Regions from separate parts of the Homo sapiens genome. Here region 2 is linked to region 1. Evidence: chromatin loops called from intact Hi-C (ENCODE). Cell type or tissue: IMR-90. All regions are shown on one strand. Each heading gives the region's core, and the rest is flanking DNA. Links, peaks and the distances in the headings are about the cores only.

The links. Peaks named below come from ENCODE experiments on the same cell type or tissue, not always from the same donor. Only the 100,000 strongest peaks of a DNase experiment are listed, where the experiment ranks them.
Region 2: a loop joins it to region 1, with 10 times the contacts of the local background. A loop is called at or near these places in 11 of 110 quality-filtered maps.

What each region holds. Positions count from the first base shown.
Region 1 is chr15:98,439,372-98,444,749 of GRCh38, reverse strand. It overlaps the pseudogene FAM169BP. Among named protein-coding and RNA genes, the nearest start is that of LINC02351, 21 kb to the right of the region's middle. RefSeq lists a silencer at 3,492-3,541. In IMR-90, for the core only: a CTCF peak has its summit at 2,181 (motif pointing left); a DNase peak (open chromatin) is centred at 2,119; H3K27me3 peaks cover 1,345 bases.
Region 2 is chr15:98,902,198-98,907,575 of GRCh38, reverse strand. The region is part of intron 5 of IGF1R (insulin like growth factor 1 receptor); the gene reads right to left. Among named protein-coding and RNA genes, the nearest start is that of PGPEP1L, 100 kb to the left of the region's middle. In IMR-90, for the core only: a CTCF peak has its summit at 2,908 (motif pointing right); DNase peaks (open chromatin) are centred at 2,935, 3,725 and 4,035; H3K27ac peaks cover 3,101 bases.

The sequences.
Region 1 (5,378 bases), core at 255-5,254:
TGCAAGCCCTGGCTCTCCTTCACTCCTGGAGTGGGTGCTCCCGTCAGCGTCGAATGCCATTTCTGCGGCTGCATGTGGCTCATTAGGGGATTGACAGGCAGCCGAGGTGCCAGGCTTTCTCTCCACGTGGTGACTGATCCACCTTAGGTGTCGACAGGTGAGCGTGCCTTGGAGTTTATTGATGATAATAGTGATCAGTTTTGCTTTTATGCTGGAAGGCTTAATGGATCTTTACAGATATTAATGGGGTGAGCAGGCACCGGGGAAGGAGGCATGGCAGGGCGGGGCTGTGCTGTGATCCTAATGAGGCGGTTAAGTGACTTGCCCTGTGGCACTGAGTTAGGAATGAAGGGAAGCCGGTCGGGTCCCTGGGCACTGAGCTGTCTAGCTGTTGGAGTTTATGGACACGCTTCACAAATGAGGCTGTGGGGCCTCGCACAGCCTCTGTGCTTGGATGTTTCAGTTCCTTGGCTGGGAATGGAAAAAGAAAATGCATTGCATATTGAAATGTGGAAATTGCACGGGCCAGAGGGGTGAGCAGGGACGAGGATGTTTTCTCCTAATTGGGGAGATGGCTCCTCCTGGAGAATCCCACTGGGGCTGTTTCAAGAGCTGGGAGTCGGTGTGGTCTGGGCAGAGGAAACTGAGCTGGAAGTCAGATGCCAAACATGTCACTTTAATTCACTCTGAGATTCACCAACTCTCATTTTAAAACAGCAAATGAGGGGACTTGCACAGAGAATGTTCCAGAAGCATGCTTGAGTCCCTTGAAGGAAGAAGGGTTATCATTATAATTAGGATATAATTAGATTACTAAAACTCTTTATTTAAAAAAAAATTCTAAGTTATGGTCTTTTCACTGCCTGTATAAATCATGGCTAGTTCCCAGTTTCACCCACATCTTCTTTCCCCTCGAGGGCCCGCAGTCAGGATTTTAATTCACTCAGGAAGGTTTTCAGCCAACCGGCTTCAGCTTGCAACCATTATGACAGTTAGTGCTGACATCTCAGGTTTTTTTCAAGTTGGTGAGTTGGGGCTGCAAATGTGATCACAGATTAGCTCGGTGCTCTGCAGTTTCTCGTCTGTTTCTCTCTTCATGGAAATCAGCAAGTGTTAGTGGATTAGAACTTCTTATGGGTCACCGAACAATGCAGATTCCGGAACCTTCTCTTCCCTGGGAATCTCAGTAGGCCATTAATTGGATGTTAGTCTTAAATTAGTCAGTGATTCTTAGAGTTGCTTTTTTGACTTGTTCTGTTTTTTTCAAGTTTTATCTGTTCTCCCTTCTTTTTCCTGACGGTTATTTTGGAGGTATCCTATAATTTTATGTGCCATAGAAATAGAACTGTAAGCAAGAAGCCCAGTGGAATCAATTGCTTCTTGCTCTAAATAAGGCATGAACATTTCACAACATTTCAAAGGGAAATTAACTTGTGCTCCTTGCAAATGTTTTAAAGACTATTTCTGAAGCAGCCTGATTGGTGGGCCAGGTCTTTAAAAGTTTGTGCGATCTTGGCTGTTGATAACATCTGCAGCTTATAATGGCCCTGAAAATATTTACAGGTTATGCAGACCTTTTGAGGGAAGGAGTTTGTGGGAAATTTCTTTCTTCCTACACTCAGTTACAGACAAAGCCTTTGAAACTTGACCAATAGGATCATAATTGCATCTGATGTGATTTCCCGGTCAGCCTGAACATGCCTTAAGTTTCTTTACCAGAGAGAGTGAAACTGAATATGTCAACAGTGAAATGTTCTTTTACAAAATTGTTGCCGGGATCAGGAAATAATTGACCACTGCTTTAAAAATTAATTTTTTTTCAATCTGTAAGTCATACTTTTGCTTTCTTTCTCCAGCTGAATTTTTAATGGATTCAGTTGTCATCCACAAATACTTTTATTTGCATTTAATTTTTAAACCAGAAGGATCTTTGCATCAAGAGATGTGAAAAATATGAGAAGGGAAGCGGGGGCTACTTTTTTGAAAGTTTGATGCCCAGCAAACTGCAGTTCTGACCTTTTTTCTCAGTTTGTTCTGGTGACTCATACGTTATAGAGTACAATAGCAACAGCAATTTTGTGGTGGTGCAGTGTGCTGGGAAGTGCTGGGGGCAAAACCACCATACTGGGTGTGTTTTTTTCTGTCGAATGCTGCTCTTTGACAGGTTGTGTGGCTCCCCTTAGTGGCCATTGTCGTCTACTGCAGCCTTGGATGATAACTTACCTCTGTGATTAGTGCTCTGATACCTCCAGGTGTGCTTCCAAATGAGTAATTAGTGCATTCATTTTTAAAGATTTAATGAACCTCAATTAGGAATGAAATACAAGTAAACATTTGATAGCTCACAACACATAAAAACATTAGGAAAGGTGGAAAACTGATAATGGGTTATCTACTTCATTTTCTCATTCATTCATTCATGTATTCCTTTATTCGTTCATTCGCTGTCAATGGGGCATCTACAGACGTGCCAGGCACTGTCCTAGACGTTAGGGATGCAGTCATGAACAGGGCTGACCTGGCTTCTGAACTTATTTACCAGCTAACTACATGGGCACCTACTACTGTGTGATATAAAAACTCTATGGCCGAGAGAACTCAAGTGTGCTGGTATTTTTAAGTGCCCACAATTAAATTTTGCCAAACCAAATTTTGCTAATTTATACAGTTCTGTAAATAAATTTAAAAATTTACTTATATAGATAACAACTAAATAATTCATTTGTTCTTTAGTAAACAAAATGTGTTACATAGGTATTTTCAGCTGAAATGCAAAACTGTGTATTTTTTTTAGGGATCTGAACACCACACACACACATATGGATTTGGGGGCGTGGGGTGTGGAGGTGCAAAGGAGGACAAGAAAGTCATCCCTTTCCAAGTCGGTACTGATTTGGTAGGAGAGGAGGGAGACTCACTGAACGTGGGTGATTATGACCTCTCTTGTGAGCAAAACCACCGGTGAGCAAAAAGAAGGATCCAGGACTAGAACTGGAAATGTGAGTCCATTGAATGCCAGAATCGATGGAAGAACAGATCACAATTCCAGCTCAGAAATGCTTGAGTGGAACCTCACTTTGCATCTCCTGACACCTGGCAGGTACTCCTGTCTTCTGGAGAGCATTGCAGCAAATGGCAAAGTGAAGGTCAAGAAGATAGAACTGACCCAGCACTTTGGGAGGCTGAGGCAGGAGGATGACTTGAAGTCAGGAGTTCGAGACCAGCCTGACCAACATAGTGAAACCCCATCTCTACTAAAAGTACAAAAATTAGCCAGGCATGGTGGCAGGCGTCTGTAATCCCAGCTACTCGGGAGGCTGAGGCAGGAGAATCACTTGAACCCGGGAGGTGGAGGTTGCAGTGAGCCCAGATGGTGCCACTGTACTCCAGCCTGGGCTACAGAGGGAGACTCCATCTCAAAAAAAAAAAAAAAAAAAAAAAAAAAAGAGAGAGAGAGAGATAGAATTGGGTCATGGCTATCAACATGTTTGCAAGGTCCCCAGTGTACTATTTCCTCTTTTGATTGTCCAGCCCCTTGGGAGCCACCCTCATTTGCTTATCCTCTTTCTGTTGCTTGGGGAGGGCAGCACACCCAGGAAATTCCGAGGACGTGAGCCGTCATGCGAGGACTTCTCAGAATGACAGACCCAGACAGCCTGCCCCTGGAGACGGCAGCAAGGTATGGTGATACTATATCACCCCATGAACCTCTCACTTTCCTAGTGATCAGGTTGTCCTTGCTTAGTGAAGCCGTGGTCTGAACCTGCCAGGCAGCTTCCCAGACGACTTGGCTGTGGGCTTCTCGTGGCAGCAGGGCCTTGGTCTAGGCTCAGAATCTCCGGGCTATCATGGGAGGGGGGTGTTGCGTGGAGAGGCCTTTGTAATTAGATTTTTTATGGTTCTCTTCTCTTAACTAGACAAGCTCTAACGAAACCAAAATGGAACAGAACACATGGGAATTGGCCGTAACCTTGCATCGTTAAGGAAATATTGAAAAATCTGAATTTCAAATTTTGCCATGGACCAGTGTCTGTCAAGCAGAACAAAAAGCAAGACAAATTTGTCTTTCTTTCCTCCTCCACTGCAAAAGCCCAGATTGCTGGGATGGAGTGGAATTAGGTATTAGGTTTTTGTACAATCCAGAGTGACTGTAGAATAGAATCTTGAGGGAATATTAAGAATATTTCTTAGTAGCTTGCTGTCATTCAATATTTTATAAAATTTTAGGTTTTCCTGGTTTTCTTGTGGCTAAACCAGACTCTTGACCAAACAGGGTATTGTGAAAATGTCCATTCTCTGGTGCCAAAGGGTCTTTACTTTCAAATCCCTAAAGAGTCCAAAATTACTTTAAACTTACGCTTGTACATCATGGACAAATACTGCTTATTTTGGAAAATATATTGCTCTGAAATAGAAGATTCAACAATGAAAGCAGAAAATATCCCAGTAAGTGCTGGATTGTTTTAGAAAGCTGCTTCCTGTCTGACATTAGCTCTAGCCATCTGGCAGATGAGGGCTTTCATTTTCTTTGGTTCACCATGGAAAGATGGGCTAACCTAAGACCCAACAGGCACTGAACAGAGAGCGTTGCACTTGGCCTTTTCCGCTGATCCTTGACTTTTCTTTTAAACCTGTTAGAGGAAGCAGAAATGTCCAGGTACTGTAACGCCCATGGGTGTGGACCTGGGGGAATTCTGCACATTTGAGCACGGGGTGCCAGCTTTGAAAGCAGTGCTTCCTTCCCTGCCCTTTCTCTGGTCTCCCCAGGCTGGGCTGTCCTTTAGTTCCTTTCAGTAAATACGTGCTCTTATGCACAAAACCTGATTTCCCCATGGCTGGCTGGAGCGTTTGAACCTGGCCTATTCTGAATCTCAGCAGGAAGTGCAGGCACAAGCCAGACAGGACACCTCCATGTCCTGAATGTCCAGCCCCAGACTGTGCAGGACGACCCCATTGCCATGTTTAATTGGAATGCCTGTGGATTCTTTTCTGACTTCAGGAGAGGATGTGTGGAGAAGAACTGGAAGACACAAAGGATGATCCAGAGTGTGGAGTGGAAGAGGAGGATGCCGGGCTGGCAGGGCAGCCACCAGGCAAGCTTACAAGGTCCAGTCCCTGACGTCTCCAGACGCCCATCTGGGCCAGGTCCAGAGGCCTGCCTGGGCTCCCAGGATTCGGGTCTGAGACTTGTGTGTCTGGGAGTGTACCTTCCCTGGGGATCTTTGAGGGGCCAGTGACCCCACGGGCCCCACCTACCTCTGAGGTGGGCTCAGGCTCTAGAGTACCTGAGAACGTGCTGCGCTCAGCATGCGACACCGTGCCACAGTGAGGAAGTATTTCCCTAAGTTAATTGTTGACAGTTCCTAAACGTTTCAGAA
Region 2 (5,378 bases), core at 186-5,185, 460 kb before region 1:
TGATCCCCATGGACCGTGAATCCTTCTTCTCCTCTTCCTGCTCTGCTTCTTACTAAGTTTGGGAATCAGTGCAGTACTTTGAGTGACTTCTAAGATCCACTCACAGATCTAATGTATAAACACACAAAGGAGAAAGAACCCCAGCCCTCCCTGCAGAGCCAGCGTAGCCAGGACAAAACAGAACCCCTAAGGCTTCGTCTGCCCTGGAGGCTATGTCCATTGGGGATCTCTCTGCATCTGGTGAGGGTCTTCATTTACACCCAAACCAGGACCTCTAACCAGCTGGTCAATCCTCAGCCTGATTCTCATTTACAGTAAAGCACAAATTATGGTTACAATGCTGCCAAGCAGCCCTGTGACATTTTCCTGAACATTCACAAAGGGACGTCAGACCAGGAAGGAGTTCAGAGACTGGGACCCAGGACCAGAAATGCCATGAATGAGCTGCACAGCCATGCGCAGATCCCTTAGTGCTATCTGTAGCCCTGTTTACTCACTCGTAGGACAACAAGGGGAATGCACAGGTGACATCTAAGCTCCCTGTCTACTTTAAGAACGACCAGAAGGAGTCACAGAGCCACCACGGAATCTGCATCACAAGCCTGAAGCCCAACCCTTTCCTGAGCACTGGGCTCTCTGTCCACACAAGTGCTGGGGGTGGAGGTTGGAGTCCTGCCAGCACAGGGGTGCAGTGAGCACACAAGTGAGTCGAAAGACAGAGCCTCTGAAGCTAAGTCAGGCTCCTCACACGCCCATCTTCAGGCCTCTGGACACATTAGTGACCACCAAACCGGTAGCAAAAACTTGTAAGTCAACAGTTCTTTCCTTTCAGTAAGGGCTCCCTCCTGAACACACAGCTATCCTGGAAAAGCAGCATAAGACATTGTCCAAATGATCCCAGATCTGGTCAATGCAACACAAGGTGTGTTTCCTGGGGAGCAGTGCCAGGATATGGCCCAGCTGGCGCTACTGTTGCTGGGGGTAGACCCCATCCATACCTGCTGTTTCTCACTACCAGGCTGCAGGTGACACTGCTGGAGGTCAGAGGGGCTCCATGCAGTCATACAACGGAAGGAGGGATGGAGTGGAAATGGATGTGTCATAAGCCCATTCTTGCTCATAGGTTTCTCCAGCTCCAAAGGAGACTGCAGCGATGCACCCCCAAATGTCGGGCTGCTTCCAGGTACCTGAGTTAGTTACAGGACAAAATCTCCTTGTTGATGAAGAAACCTCTGGGCTGCCGGTAAGGACCAATTAATCAGGCCAAACTTCCATCTACACCCAGAACCAGGCCTCTTTTCATAAACTAATTTCACTAGCAGGGAACGGAACCACACCAAAAATACCTTCTGAACAAAACATTCTTCTCCCCCACGGGAGGAAGCATGAATTATAAACCAGGAATTTGACAAATGAATGGCAGGCACACTGAAATTCTGTGTATTTGACTAATCACTTTGAAAAGCAAGATTATCTTTTTACAGTAAACACAAACATTTTTTACAATCATTGAAGAGGCTGGGAGCCAGGATACCAATATCAATAAAACCCAGGCATTATGGAGCCTGTGGAAGCTAAAGAAAAATAAAAATAAAACCCTTGTCAAAATAATAATCAAGCCATTCATGAGCTGCCTGTCAATACCATGCTTGTTTTTCGAGCCACAGCTTGGGGCAAGGCTCCCCGCTAAATTCCTTCCATGATTAGGTGAGAATTAAGAGAAGGTAAAAGGCAGAGACCTGTCTGCACATCTTTAAAATATGCATACGCTAAAGTTATCATTGTTTCCTGAAGAAAAAGATTACTTAAGTAAATTATTCAGTAAATGTGATTTCCTAATTGTTTCTTAGCTTACTGCCTTTACATTCAAAGAATGCTTTTAAAAATTAGGTTTTTTTTTTTTTTTCCCCTTGAGACAGGGTCTCACTCTGTAATCCAGGTTGGGGTGCAGTGGTGCAATGACAGAGCACTGCAGCCTCAACTTCCCAGGCTCAAGCTACCCTCCTACCTCAGCCTCCCAAGTAGCTGGGACCATAGGTATGCCCCACCATGCTTGGTTAATTTTTCTTTTCTTTTTTTTTTTTAACAGCTGGTATCTCACTATGTTGCCCTGGCTGGTCTCAAACTCCTGGGCTCAAGCAATGCCTTGCCATGGTCTTCCAAAGTGCTGGGATTACAGGTGTGAGCCACCACACCTGACCAGTTACTTATTTTTCTTTAGCTTCCATGTGCTCTATGATATCCAGATTTTATTGATATTGGTATCCTGGTTCTCAGCCTTCTCTATGTTGTAAAAAATGTTTATTTCTACACTTGGGTAGGCCCTATCTCCCAATCTGTAGACCACACAGGATGGGAACAGTTGGTTATCTTCCTGAGGACATCTCTATGTTATCTCTATCGATATTTGAGTGGTGAAGACAGCCCCAGGTACACGGTTCAGAGCACTCCATCTGGGAATCCAAAGGTCAGGTCTGAGCCTCATCTCCAGCATTTACTGAGGAACCCCTCTGGGCAAAAGATTTATTCAGCTCTCCCAGGCTGGAGTCTCTCAGCTGCAAACTGGGGGTGCCTTCCCTGCTTTTCTGGCTGAGGCCAGTTGGAAGAATTGGATGGGCTAAACATAAAAGGATACCGTGAGCTTTTAATCACCCCACAAAAGTGCAGGATGACATGTGCTATTCTCTGAAGTGTGAAAGTCCCCTGGAACAAAGTCTCAGAACAGGAAGGTCCTGTGCCCTGATAAATGGAGCTGAACCCGAGGTCTCCAGCCTACAGAGGTAGGAAGGGACAGTTTCCCCATTTTCAGTGCTTGCTGACATACTGAAAACAATTCTGCAATTATACAACCAATCATTCCAGTTCCTTCCTTCGAGGAGAAAATTGCCTCTTCACGGCTGTCTCTAGGGGGCATCAGAACCCAGGACACAGGCTGTCATCAGCAACAGAGCCATCTGCAACTGATAAGAGTATTTGGCCTTTTTTGCCTTTCTGCAGATGCTCCCACCAATCCATCTGCAAACAGGCTGGTTTATATCATGTCCACTCTCCCCCAAATCCAATATTTACATCAACCTTAGGGGTTCAGCAAGGGTGGATATGTCTATCTAGGTGGAACCAGGCACCATACAGATATTCAGACAATGTTTCCTCTTTGTTTAGGTGTTTCTTAAAAATAGCTTTACTTCTGAAGTATAACCTGCCTATCAAATATTCACCCATCAGGCCAGGCACGGTGGCTCACACCTGTAATCCCAGCACTTTCAGAGGCCGAGGCAGGCAGATCACGAGGTCAGATGATCGAGACCATACTGGCTAACATGGTGAAACCCCGTCTCTACTAAAAATACAAAAAAATTAGTCGGGCGTGGTGGTGAGCGCCTGTAGTCCCGGCTACTCGGGAGGCTGAGGCAGGGGAATGGTGTGAACCCGGAGGCGGAGCTTGCAGTGATCCGAGACAGCGCCACTGCACTGCAGCCTGGGTGACAGAGTGAGACTCCATCTCAAAAAAAAAAAAAAAAAAAAATTCACCCATCATTCCATGAGCTTCCGTAAATTTACACAACTGTCCAACCATCACCACTACTCAGTTCCAGAACACTTCCATCATCCAAGAGTTCCCTCATTCCCATTGGTGGTCAATCTCCACCTCTTCCTTGCAGCCATCCCTGGTCTGCTTTCTGTCTCTATAGTTTTGCCTTTTCTGCAAATTACATACGAATGAGTCATATAATATGTAGTCTTTTGTGTCTGGATTTTTTCTTTTCACTTAGCCTAATGTTTTAGAGGTTCACCCATGTTGTAACACGTGTCATACTTCACGTCTTTTTATTGTTGAGTAGTCAGTTGTCCTTTGTGCCACATTTCATTTATCCATTTATCTTTCTATCCACTCATCTGCTGATGAACATCTGAATGGTTTCCAGTGGGTCTTTCTTTTGGGCTGGGGGTCGGGGGAATCCCGGGAGGCTATTATGAGTAATACTGCTACCAGCATTCATACACAAGTCTTGTGTGGGCATGTTTTCATTTCTCTTGGGTGGATCCCGGAATTGCTAGGTCACAGGGTTGGTGTATATTTTCCAAAAGTCCCAGGGAAATGTGAAAAAGCGGCCATGTTTCAGCCTGACCTTTGAGCTCCAAGAAGGTATTACAAAGCACTGCGTGTTGCACAGTCGAGTGGTAGGAACAAAAGCATAGAAATGCCTATCCGCGAATTTCAATTCTTTTAACTCACCACCCTCCATCTACTTTTTCCTTCTTCTTTTCAAGGCAACAATCCTTGGTAGCACCAAATAATGTGAAACTTTAACTCCTTATTTATCTGATGCCATCAGGAAACAAGGTTGTCCAAACAAGGGGATTTTCCAGATAGTGAAAATATTCTCTTACTCAAGAGCTTAAAAATTAGCTATTTTATAAAAATTGTGTACATGTGGATTACAAAACCTGTTTCCTTTGTAAACAGCAGAGCGGTCTTGATTTTCTTAATGTCTAAGGTCATTACTCTAGAAATACACCCTATGGTGTCCTTGAGGAAACCATGGCTATGGCTTTTGTAACTGGGTTACAAAATCAGCTCACGCCGAGTGCGATATAAAAGTCAACAGGCTCTGAGTGAGGAATAAGAGCTCTACTCTATGTAAAATGCTTGAATTTTCTGTTCTGGATGGCTCAGGAGACTTTTTGAGGGGGATCTCAGTGACATTTTGGAAAGCCAAGGTTGTCAGAGTTGAAGGATCTCTGTACCTTGAATTGTTCTGTTCTCCATCAAAAACAAAAGGCTACAGAACAGAACTTTCATCCTATTGAACCAAATGGAAACATTTATGTTATCACTGGCTATAAAAGAAGTTCAAGAAGGCCGGGCGTGGTGGCTCAAGCCTGTAATCCCAGCACATTGGGAGGCTGAGGCGGGCGGATCACAAGGTCAGGAGTTTGAGACCAGCCTGAACAACACGGTGAAAGTCCGTCTCTACTAAAAGCAAAAATAAGCCGGGCGTGGTGGTGCGTGCCAGTAATCCCAGCTATTCAGGAGGCTGAGGCAGGAGAATCGCTTGAACCCAGGAGGCAGAGGGTGCAGTGAGCCGAGACAGCGCCACTACACTCCAGCCTGGGCGACACAGCAAGATTCCATCTCAAAAAAAAAAAAAAAAAAAAGTTCAAGAAAATAGTGTGACACGTGTTAACAACATGGGTGAACCTCTAAAACATTAGGCAGCAGTGTGAGGGGAAAATATTTAGGAAAAAAAACCGTCAAAGTGCTTTGTGATATGCACATGGGAAGAAATGAAGGGATAAAGCAGTGGTTTCCAATCTTTGCTGCCTGCTGAAGTGCCTAGGGATCTTTAGACAAGCACTGATTCCTGGATCCTAAC